Linked DNA regions of Homo sapiens: region 2 is linked to region 1. The links are chromatin loops, found by intact Hi-C in ENCODE. Cell type or tissue: Caco-2. All regions are shown on one strand. Each heading gives the region's core, and the rest is flanking DNA. Links, peaks and the distances in the headings are about the cores only.

Evidence for each region. A loop is a pair of places that touch in the nucleus more often than their neighbours do. Peaks named below come from ENCODE experiments on the same cell type or tissue, not always from the same donor. Only the 100,000 strongest peaks of a DNase experiment are listed, where the experiment ranks them.
Region 2: a loop joins it to region 1, with 4 times the contacts of the local background. A loop is called at or near these places in 1 of 110 quality-filtered maps.

The regions. Positions count from the first base shown.
Region 1 is chr2:20,989,405-20,994,781 of GRCh38, forward strand. No RefSeq gene overlaps it. Among named protein-coding and RNA genes, the nearest start is that of APOB, 52 kb to the right of the region's middle. RefSeq lists an enhancer at 1-470. In Caco-2, for the core only: no CTCF peak of the experiment used is centred there; a DNase peak (open chromatin) is centred at 3,118.
Region 2 is chr2:21,115,826-21,121,202 of GRCh38, forward strand. No RefSeq gene overlaps it. Among named protein-coding and RNA genes, the nearest start is that of TDRD15, 5.5 kb to the right of the region's middle. In Caco-2, for the core only: CTCF peaks have their summits at 2,657 (motif pointing left) and 2,871; a DNase peak (open chromatin) is centred at 2,666.

The DNA of each region.
Region 1 (5,377 bases), core at 91-5,090:
AGGAAAGAGGGCAGTTGGCTTAGAGAAGGGGGAGGTCTGCAGGTTGGGAGATTGGGGGTCCCAGAGGAGGGGGCCTCTGGGAGCCTTTTTGGGGCAAGGAAGTGAGTGAAGGGGTGGCATCCCACTGAGAAAAGAAAGGGAAGGGGTCTGGCTTCTGCCAAAGCCCTGGAGGCACATCTGCTGAGCCCTTTTCCCCAGATGTCAGAAGGGCTGGCAGCTGCTCAGGGGGCAGGGATCCTGCCAGCTGGGGCTGGCCACAGAGCCCCTTCCTGTGTGCGGCACTGAACAGAGAGCTGTGTTGAGCTCATTTGCTTATCCTCATGTATTCACCTCCCTCAGCTCCTCTGTGTGCCCCCAAGGTTCATGATAGGGACTGGAGGTGATGTATTGAGGGAACAAGAAAAACTAAGGAAAAGTGACCAGGGGTCTCCCTACTCTGACCTTACTGTCCCAGCAGAGCTTGCCTGGGGCAGAGGGCTGGCCATGCCTGGAGGAGTTAGGTATGGCCTTTACCAGTCCCCATAGATCTCTAGATCTGTGTCTGGGGGACACAGGACTATTCTGGTGGTGCTGCAGGAATGTGTCAGGAGGAAGCCTGAGCCCTGACCAGCACCCTTCACTCTTCAGCTTTTGGGGAAGGGCTCTCCTGGTCCAGCCTTGGTTTACACTGACCTCAGCGTCTGATCCTCAAAGCAGCACAGTGGAGTTTCCTGGGAGGCAGGCCATGGCAGGAAGAAGGCCTCCACCTGCTCCCCGAGGGAAGACACAGATAATCAGGGCCATCCTCTTTCCCTTTCCTCTTCAGAGTCTGTAAGTGACCAGAAAGGAGAGCTCATCAGGCTTTTCACACGCTGAAGGACTGGAAGGTTGCTTTTCTCTGTGTGAACAGCTGGAAAAGCCAGTGGAGAGTTTCCATCTCAGTGGGCAATGGGCTCCTTCCTCCTGTCCCTGAGCAGTCCTGGTCTCGTCCTAGCCTGAGCAGTGACAGAGGAGAGGCCCAAGGGTCTGGATTCTCAGGGGTTTCCAGACCTGGAACGGAACCTTTCCTGGGGCTGTCTGACAGTCTCACCTCCCGCTCTCTGTTTCATTCTGAACCACTCACATTATACTTTAGCACTTAATTCAACAGTCATTGAAAATATGCTGGTTTTAGTTTTTTCATCGTTTTGACCTAAGATCATGTTGGTGCCAATTTCCTTTAAAATAATTCTCTACCTGTGGGCCACTGGCGTGAAATCCCAGCGGCAGCCCCCGCCGACCCTCCCTCTGTAATTCCATGGCCTCCCCTCGCTCACGCTCCCCTCAGGGTTCCTTGGCCTCTGTGTTTATACACTAATGTTTTTTCTCACACATTCATTGTGCAGCTTTCCTTAATTTGGTGTCCCGCCGGGCGCCAGCAGGAAGCCACTCAAACATTATGTCAGTGATCTCAAAATTGAACCCCAGGGCTTTCTTCTGCCAGCAGATGTGTGGCACACTTTATTAACTCAAGTACCCACGAGTTGAAAATTTCATTAGTTTGAGGGGAGGGCTAAGTCCCATCAAGAGACCTGGTCTGGACAGATTCTTTGTGTCAACCTGACCCCTAGCAAAACGGATTATTGTTCTAAGTGAGACAAGTGACCTAATGTTCTGCCTATTATGCACACATGGTCTGTAACCTTTTAAAATACGAGTGTGGGAAAACAGCACATTCTGCCACATCCCTGACCAAAAATTCCTGACAGGTGGCAGCCGGCCTCTTAGCAACGCCACCAGGAGCCTGGAGTTATCCAGGGGCCACGGTGGTTCCCTTAGGCCAGGTACAGGGCGGAGTTGGGAGACCTCCTGCTGGGAGGAAGGAGCCCATGAAGGCAGCGCTCAGCCTCCAGAGCCACCCTGTGACAGGTCAGGGGACAGCCTTGGATGGGCCATGAGAGCCCACCTCCTGTATCCCCTTAAGGTGGTCCCCCGGCTTTCCACCAGACTGGGAGACTCACAGGGAGGCAGTTTGTTTGCTGTGCTAAGAAAATTTCCCAAGACTCTGTGCTGGGCACTGAGTGCAGCCACATCCCTGCACAAGACTCCCTTCTCACCTGCTCACCCAGGCCCTCTCACACTACCTTGTTCCAAGTGGCCTGATATTCTGCCTGCTAGGCACACATAGTCTGTACCCTTTTAAGGTACAAGTGGGGAAGAAGGACACTTTCTGTCACGTCCATTACCACAAATTCCTGACAGGTGGCAGCTGGGCTCTGTGGGAAAAGGACCAACATGCTCAGTTGAGCTTAGCACCTCCTGAGGCCTCCTTAGCAAGGCTGGAGCCTGGCCTGTGGAGGAGACAGGTGTCCCAGCTGTGGCCCAGAAGTGTGCAAAGGTTGAGGGTGAGAAGGTGGAAAGACTATGGGGTTGGGCAAGGAGGTATAATCTCCGCTTGGAGCATGGCTGGAGGAGAGCAGGTAATGGAGGGGTGGGGAGGGCTCCCAGGAAGGAGGGCCTGAGCAGGGCATGAACAGGCCAGAGAAACAGGGTGAGGAAGGGTTCTGGGAAGGAACAGGCCAAGGTGTGGGCCTTGGGTGGAGTTTCGGGGGATGCGAAGCGGAGGCTGTAATAATGCACAGCACGCTTGCTCTGGACTGTTTTGGGCTCGGACACAGAGCAGTCCCTAGGCTGAGAGACCCCAATGGAGTGGGGACAGGCAACATTCTTCGTGGTACCTCTGTCTCCAGTGGGCCTGTTGTGGGGATGCATCTTCTGACAAACCCGTCTCTTTTGGGGTAGATGAGAATTCCTGGAGATCCAGGAATGCAGCCTTCAGGCCTGGGTTTGTTCTCCCCGGAGTCTCTGTGACCTGGCCTCCCAGAGAGCTGAGGGTAGGTCTGCACTGGCCCCTACCTTCTGACAGACACAAAGCAGAGCTGGTTGTAAAAACTTAATTAAATGAAATATTTTAACAAGAAATTCCTAGAACAGAATGCCCTGCTCGTAAGCAAGCCATCACAGAAATAAAAGCTGACAGAAAGCGTGTGTTCTGTCCAGGAAGAGAAAGTTTCTGCAAGAAACAAGATAGTGCAGAGAGCTGGCCTGTGCTGGACCAGTGGCTGAGCAAGCTTGTTCCTGGAGTCAAAGCCAGGCAGACTCGGGACACAGCCCTGGGGCTGTGACTACTTGGCTCAGGAATGCGTGAACTCCAGACCATAATTCAGGCATTCCACACACTTTTCCTGAGCACCTACTGTGTGCTGGGCAGTGTGCCGGGCTCTGGGTATACAATGCCTTCGGCGTTCACCAGGTGCTCCTGTGAGAGGGCTATTTTGCAAGATGAAGAAATGGGGGCTTAGGGAAGTGATGCAACAGGGTACCACTGAGGCAGAGCTGGGACTGGAACTCAGGTCTGCGAATCTTCAAGTCCAAGCTCTTTACCACCTCACCTACTCTTTACACAACAGCTCAGTTAGCAAAGGTGCTGAAGAGGAAACTCGACTGCATTTGCAGGCTGCTAAATTGTGGCTGGCCCCATGCAAGGCCACCTCTGGGGCTGGAGTGTGCCATTGTACCTTCCTGGGGGAATGCAACCAAATCCTGTCCTCACACTGGAGTGAGAGTGGACAGAGACACTCATTCCCATACTGAGGAAAGGGCCCGCAGATCAGAGTGTGTAGCTTGCATAGTGGACTTCCTGGAGGAGGTGGCACTTGAGAGGACCTTGAATGTTTCTGTAGAGAGTCAGGGGAGGATGTGCCCCTACATAGGAGGGGAAAGGGAGTAAGCCACACCTGAGAGTGGGCAGCAGAGCATGGAGTGATGCGAAGTGGCAGGAGGAGCCTGCACTGGAGGCGAGAGTGGAGCCTGGCTCAGGGACTGACTCTCCAGGGAAATGTTGCCCTCTGCATGTGTCAGTAAGGATGAGGTGACAGAAACATCTCTTGCTCCCTTGCCCATCTCGGGTGAGTGTGAGAGAAATGCATTGCATGCACAAGCCAAGGAACTGCCTTGATTTCTCCTGATTGATTATTTCCCAGGCTAGAAGGGTTTTGGGAACAGCAGAGTCAAATCCTTCCTGCCACCCGGTGCCTTTGTTCCACACCATCTTCCAGTGGCCTCAGTAGGACTTGGCTCAGGGCCAACCTGATTTAAGAAAATTCCATCAAAAAATCCTGACATGCAAAGAAGACTCATTTTAGGTAAAATGGTTCACAGGGTAAGAGGAAACTTTGTTTTACAGGAATATTCTCCATCAGGTTATCTTATATTGTAAATTTCAAATATTCTTTGATTTATTCAAGGAAATGCCCAAACTTTACAGGATATGGTGAGCGCGTAAAGTGAGACAGGGCTGTGTTTTGTTCAGAAATTAGCTTACAAGTGCCTCTTTTTTGCAGCAGAGAAATTATCTTTAAACTCTATCCCCTACACTCCCCCAAGGACTCAGCCCCCTACTGCCCCAGGGAGTCTGGAGAAGGAAAGGGGAGTCTAGGGGCGGGCTAGTCCTATGTTTGGATGACTCTCTGCCTCTGGTATTATTGGGGAGTTGAGGTTGTATGTGCACTCCGTCCCAGCATCATGGCTTTGCCCCATTCACAGAGCTGAGGGGGAGACCCTGCATCCACGGCTTATCTCTGTACCTGTCATAGGAAAGAGTCAGCCCTGCATGGGCAGCCAGACCTGTGAGTGGGGAGGCAGGGTGCCCGGGACGGGGAGGCAGAGGTGGAGGCTAAACCCACTCAATAGAGCATGACAGCAAGCCCTCAGTCAGCCTCATGAAACTGCAGCCCCTTCCATCTCCCATCCAAACCTTTTTCTGAGAGAACAAGCCTAGAAATGCCACTTTAGTGTGTGTGCTTAGCCAGTCAGAGGACGGCAGCACACACCAGTGCTGAGTGAGTTGTCTCAGAGGCATCCATGCAAGGGAATGATTGTTTTCAGCAAACTCAGGGAATCCCCAAGAGGAGGCCCTTCAATTACCCAGCCACTAGGTGAGACATGGAGGAAAACTGACGAGACCTCAGGGGAAGCCCCTTGGAAGGGCCTGGTTGATTTCAGTTTGGCCTGGGGAGTGACACAGGCGAGGACAACTAGATCAAGGCAAGCACGTGGCCTGGGTGTGCTTCAGCAGGGATCGGGGGGTCTTCAAGGACTAAGAGACATTCTTTGCTGGGCCTTGGAGGATTTTTGTATAGAGAATAAAAAGAAACGGTCACAGAGGCGAAAAGCTTAGATGGTATAGAAGGACCCGGGCTCATTCAGTTCATCTGGAGCATGTTATTGTTCTCTGAGTTCCCATTTTACAGATGAAGTAACTGATGAACAGAGAGGTGAAGTGACTGTCCCAGGACCCCATGGCTGGCGAGTGGCACACTTGGAACTCACACCCACGTCTGTCTCCCAAGTGTGCTCT
Region 2 (5,377 bases), core at 56-5,055, 130 kb after region 1:
GATTTAAGGTAATGATACGTGGCCAAAGTTGATGTGTATTCATATTACTAAAAACTTTTTTTTTCACACTGTTGTCAGATGCTTATGTATATCTTTTTGGCTACTCATTGTTATATTTCAAATACATAAAATGTAGATTTTATTCAATTTACATTGATACTTTTAGAAGACTTTGAGAATAGGATGTAAGGGACTTGCTTTTCTGTTTCATCATTAATAATGTGACCCATGACTGGATGACATTAATAAATGATGTTCCATACTAAAGGCAATTCTTGATAAGAGACATTATATTGCTCTAGTACACATGAACCATGAACCAATAATTTCCAATTTCCAAAAGAATTCTTCTCCACAAAGACCACAATGAATTTCAAGTGAGATTTAGGATCTGATTTAAATGAACTTAGAAAAACATTTACTTGTATTTTGTCTTATTTCTCGTTTCCCAACTACTCTCTAAATCATAGAATTCATAGGAAATATTAACTGCTTTTTAATTTCTCCTTGGGAAATTCACCAATTTTATACGTTCTGAACTAGGAATTTAACTAGCTCCTATACATTTACAGAAAGAAATTGACTGCCACATATTTGTGACTATTGTTAGAAAAAGGTGAACACTTTATCCTCGCTACTGAGTTGGGAATATATCTAGATGACATTTATGATTGTTTCCTAAATCAAACAAGATATTTGGGGAAGCTCTACTTGCAAAACATATTAAATGGCAAAGAAGCTTTGGTTAGAAGTGAGGAGGAGGGCTATAAGGAAGAAACAGATAGGAGTAGAAAATAAAAGGGCCAGAATAAATAAAAGAAGTCTATTTTGTAGGCTTGGGGAAGGGAGTGCTGAAGCTAAGGGTGGAGCAATGGCATGCAGAAGAAACTGGGGACTTCCAGGGACAAAGGGGAGGCTGGAGGAGAGGAGTGAGGAGGGGCCGGCGAGGTGGCTCCCGCCTGTAATCCCAACACTTTGGGAGGCTGAGGCAGGAGGATCACCTGAAATCAGGAGTTTGAGACCAGCCTGACCAATATGGTGAAACCTTGTCTCTACTAAAAATACAAAAATTAGCCAGGTGTGGTGGCAGGCACCTGTAATACCAGCTATTGAGAAGGCTGAAACACGAGAGTCTCTTGGACCCGGGAGGCGGAGGTTGTAGTCAGCCTAGATCGCTACACTGCAGTCCAGCCTGGGCAACAAAGAGCAAAACTCTGTCTCAAAAAAAAAAAAAGAAAAAAAAGCAATCAGGACAGGTTTTCTCTAAGAGATATGGCAAGCACATCATAGGACAAGAAGGTAGACAGGAGCTTAGGGGAAGGGGCAGAGCTGGGGGTTTCAGGAAATATTAAGAAAAGGAGCTTGAAGGCAATGAGGGTGGAGCTGGCTGGCTGCTCGACCACCTGGAGGGCTGTGCTGGGGAACCAGAAAGAGCTGTGTGGGAAGGAAAGGGATTGGAGGTTAGGCACAGTGGCTCATCCCTGTAATCCCTGCGCTTTGGGAGGTGGAGGCAGGAGGATCTCTTGAGCCCAGGAGTTTGAAACCAGCCTGGGCAACATAGCTAGATCCCACCTCTAAAAAAATATTAAAAATCAACCAGGTGTGGTGGCATGTGACTGTAGTCCTTGCTACTTGGGAGGCTGAGGTGGGAGGATCACTTGAGCCCGAGGTGGGAGGATCACTTGAGCCCAGGAGGTCAAAGCTACAGTGAGCCATGATCACACACCACTGCACTCCAGCTGACAGAGTGAGCCCCTGTCTGAGAAAAGAAAAAGCTTATCAAAATGTGCAAAACCTTTATAATAAAATCTCCAAAATATTGCTGAGAAATCTAACAAATAAATAAATGACTATTTGGATTTGTTGTTGTCTTCAGATGGAGATGACATTCTTTTACAGCTTTCTTTATTAAAACATAAATAAATAAATAAATAAATAAATAAATAAATAAAGGGAGTGGGATGAAACCTGGGCCTTGGAGAGGGAATAGGATAAGGAAGTCCTAGAGGAGGTTGGGGAAGAGAAGAGCCTGGGTGTGTATGGGAAGCCATAGCCTTCTGCCTGTCTAGGAGGAAGGCCACAAGGCCAGGACACTGTTTCTGGGAGCAGATAAGAGATACAGTGAAAAGGAAGCATGCTTCCTTTTCATGTCCCACTTACAATGGTCTTGTGGACCAGATCTGGTGATATGTATACCACATTTTCAGAAAAATTTCAATAATATCATTTTTATCAGCCTCAGAGCTATCTATTATATGACCAGAATGTGTTCTTGTTGGACATTTATATTGTTTCTAGTTGATGTTTGTATGAGCATGCTGTACTGAATGTCCCTGTAGCTAAGTCTTTGCTCACGATGGCAATAATTCCATAAAGAGAAATTGCTGGGAATGGGAGAGTGAGTGTGGGGAAGGGGAATGCCAGAGCAAAGGACATAAACAATTTTAAGGTTTCAGATAAGTAATTTTCAAATTGCTCCAATTAACATTCTAACACAAGCATATGATGATCTCTGTTTCCCCATGTCCCATTATCACCAAGTATTATTTTAAAAAAAGGTGAGATTTAATTACATCTTAAATAGAAAAGACATCTTTCTTTAAAAAGTGACAGGATGACTGCAGATGTACAGGCATCAAGAGAGATTATCAGTAGGCAAGTTCATGCTGCCTCCCGGTGGCCACATAAAAAACTGACAAGATAGAAAACCAAGTCCAACCAGATAGGGACTATCTAAGCAAGTCATCAATGTTAATTTATTTAGAGCTAAAGTTTTAGAAAGTGAGTGGAAGAAACACAGAATAAATGGACTTGATCTTAGCATATTAGAGGATATGGGAGCAAGAAGAAAAACATTCTTACCACTGACTAGAACATGTGACATGATAGTGCGTGATGCACTCAGAGATGATTTATTAAACTGAGTGATAACAAAAAAAATTAACTTTTCGATGTCAGGCTCTGAGGAAAGATCACTTGCAACTTCCTTGAAGGGGCTATGGGACTATCTATATCTTGAGTATTTCACATCTGTTTCTTCTACAAGACAGTGAAGACAACAAGGTGCAGTCTTCTAAGGTAACTATTGCCCTGAAAAGAATACTCCTAAGAGTAATTATGTATTCTGTGTCTTAGACTATGTTTAGGGAAGAAAGTTTATTTTAACATTGAAATTGTTTCTGTGTGCAAAACACTGTGCTCTCTAGGGACAAAGCAGGAAAGGAAAAGGGAAAAGTTGCGAAGACAAATGACGGTTTTTATACTAAAAGGAGTTATCTTCTGCTGTTTTCCAGAGTTCCATCCTCTTCTCTGTTTATCTGTTTCTGCATGATCTCATCTACTCCCAGGACTGCAAATAGCACTTGCACAGTAATCCACTTGCTTACTGAATCTTTGACTTAGATTCACTGTGGATAAACAATATGCTTAGTATTATTTCCATGAGACTTGATGTTGGAGAAACACACATCAAATAATCATATCAATAGGCATGTATTTATAGATTATGATAAGTAAGGGAAAAAGTTCAGGTTACCATGAGAATGTATAACTTAGTGGTTCTTAAATATTTTTCTCTCATACCCCTAATGCTCTCATACCTGTAATGATTGATAATTAATTTACTGATAATTGGGTACTTGCCTAGATTCTTCAATCTTTTTTTAAAAAATAAAGTACTAAAATTAGAGACTACCTGACTTGAAAAATGATTTTCTACCTAGCCATTAGAATGGTCTACAATCTTAATTCCTGGGAAGCTTAACAAAAGGACTTAAAAAAATTATATGTGTTATTATTTCACCTAGATATGCCTTATTTAACACATATGCTCAGAAAACATACTGTTAATTTTAAGATACTTTTTCAAAACTTTTTTCAATGAGGTATAACATATATATATATAAAGTGCACTCATCTTCAGTGTACAGGTCAATGAAGTGTTTTTGTTTGTTGTTGTTGTTGTTGTTGTTTTTGTGTGTGTGTCTCACAGAAATTTGAATAATATGGAAAAAGACACAATGGCCCTACAAAGGCAGGCTTCACAATGCTACTATTTTAAACAGCTGCTTATTTGTTCAGTGTTTCAGGGGAATTTACACTTCAGGGTAACAGACAGTAATAAATATAGGCGATGAAGACCTTTTTTTTTTTTTTTTGAGATGGAATCTCGCTCTGTCACCCAGGCTGGAGTGCAATGGCGTGATCTCGGCTCACTACAAACTCCACCTCCTGGGTTCAAGCGATTCTTCTGCCTCACCCTCCTGAGTAGCTGGGATTACAAGCGTGTGCCATCACACCCAGCTAATTTTTGTATTTTTGGTAGAGACAGGGTTTCACCACTTTAGCGAGGCTGGTCTTGAACTCCTGACCTCAGGTGATCCGCCCACCTTGGCCTCCCAAAGTGCTGGGATTACAGGCGTAAGCTACCGCACCTGGCTAGGAGACATCTTTATTTATAAATTGGAAACTGGGCAACAGTGAAAGGGAAGGAGAAAAGGGGAACCAACTAGCTGATTCTGACTCGCAGGTGGTTTGGTTCTTAGGCAGCTCAGCCTCAGAAAAAAACACATTTAAAAGATGAGGGTCTGAAAATTGATTCCTTTGGGACTGTTATGCCTGTATACCCCCTTGGGAAGCTTTTGGGCATTTCTAAGTATATAGTACAGTATTCCAGTCATGACTACTCACCCAGACTTAGAAGTCTTCTCAGAGGAAGCAGCCTGTAAGCTGAGAACTGAAGGATGAGTATAAGTTAACTGATGTATAGGTAATGTAAGACCTATATGTTCATGGAGACTTCTTCCAGCAGATTTCAAGTTAAAAAGCATGTAAGTTAGAAAGCAGTATGTGTAGCTTGTCTTTTCACTTTGTTAATGGTTTCCTTTTTGGTGAAGAAGCTTTTTAGCTTTTAGCTTGATGTAATCCAATTTGTAATCCAATTTGCCTATTTTGCTGTGTTTTTGAGGTCTTACCCAAAAAATCTTTGCCCAGATCAGTGTCCTGTAGCATTTCCTCAACATTTTATTCTAGTAGTTCCATAGTTTCCAGTCTTAAATTTAAGTCTTTAATCCATTTTGAGTTGATTTTTGTGTATGGTGAAAGATGGGGATCTAGTTTCATTCTTTTGCATATGGAGATCTAGTTCTCCCAGCACCATTTATTAAAGAGAGTGTCCTTTCCCAGTGTATGTTCTTGGTGACTTTGTCAAAAATGGGATAGCTCTAAGTGTGGAATTTATCTAGGAGGAAATATCTGCAAATCATCCCTCCCACAAGGGATTAACAACCAGAATCTATCAGGAACTAAATAACGAAATGCCAAAAAAAAAAACCCCAAATAATCCAATTAAAGGATGGGCAAAAGACCTGCATAGACA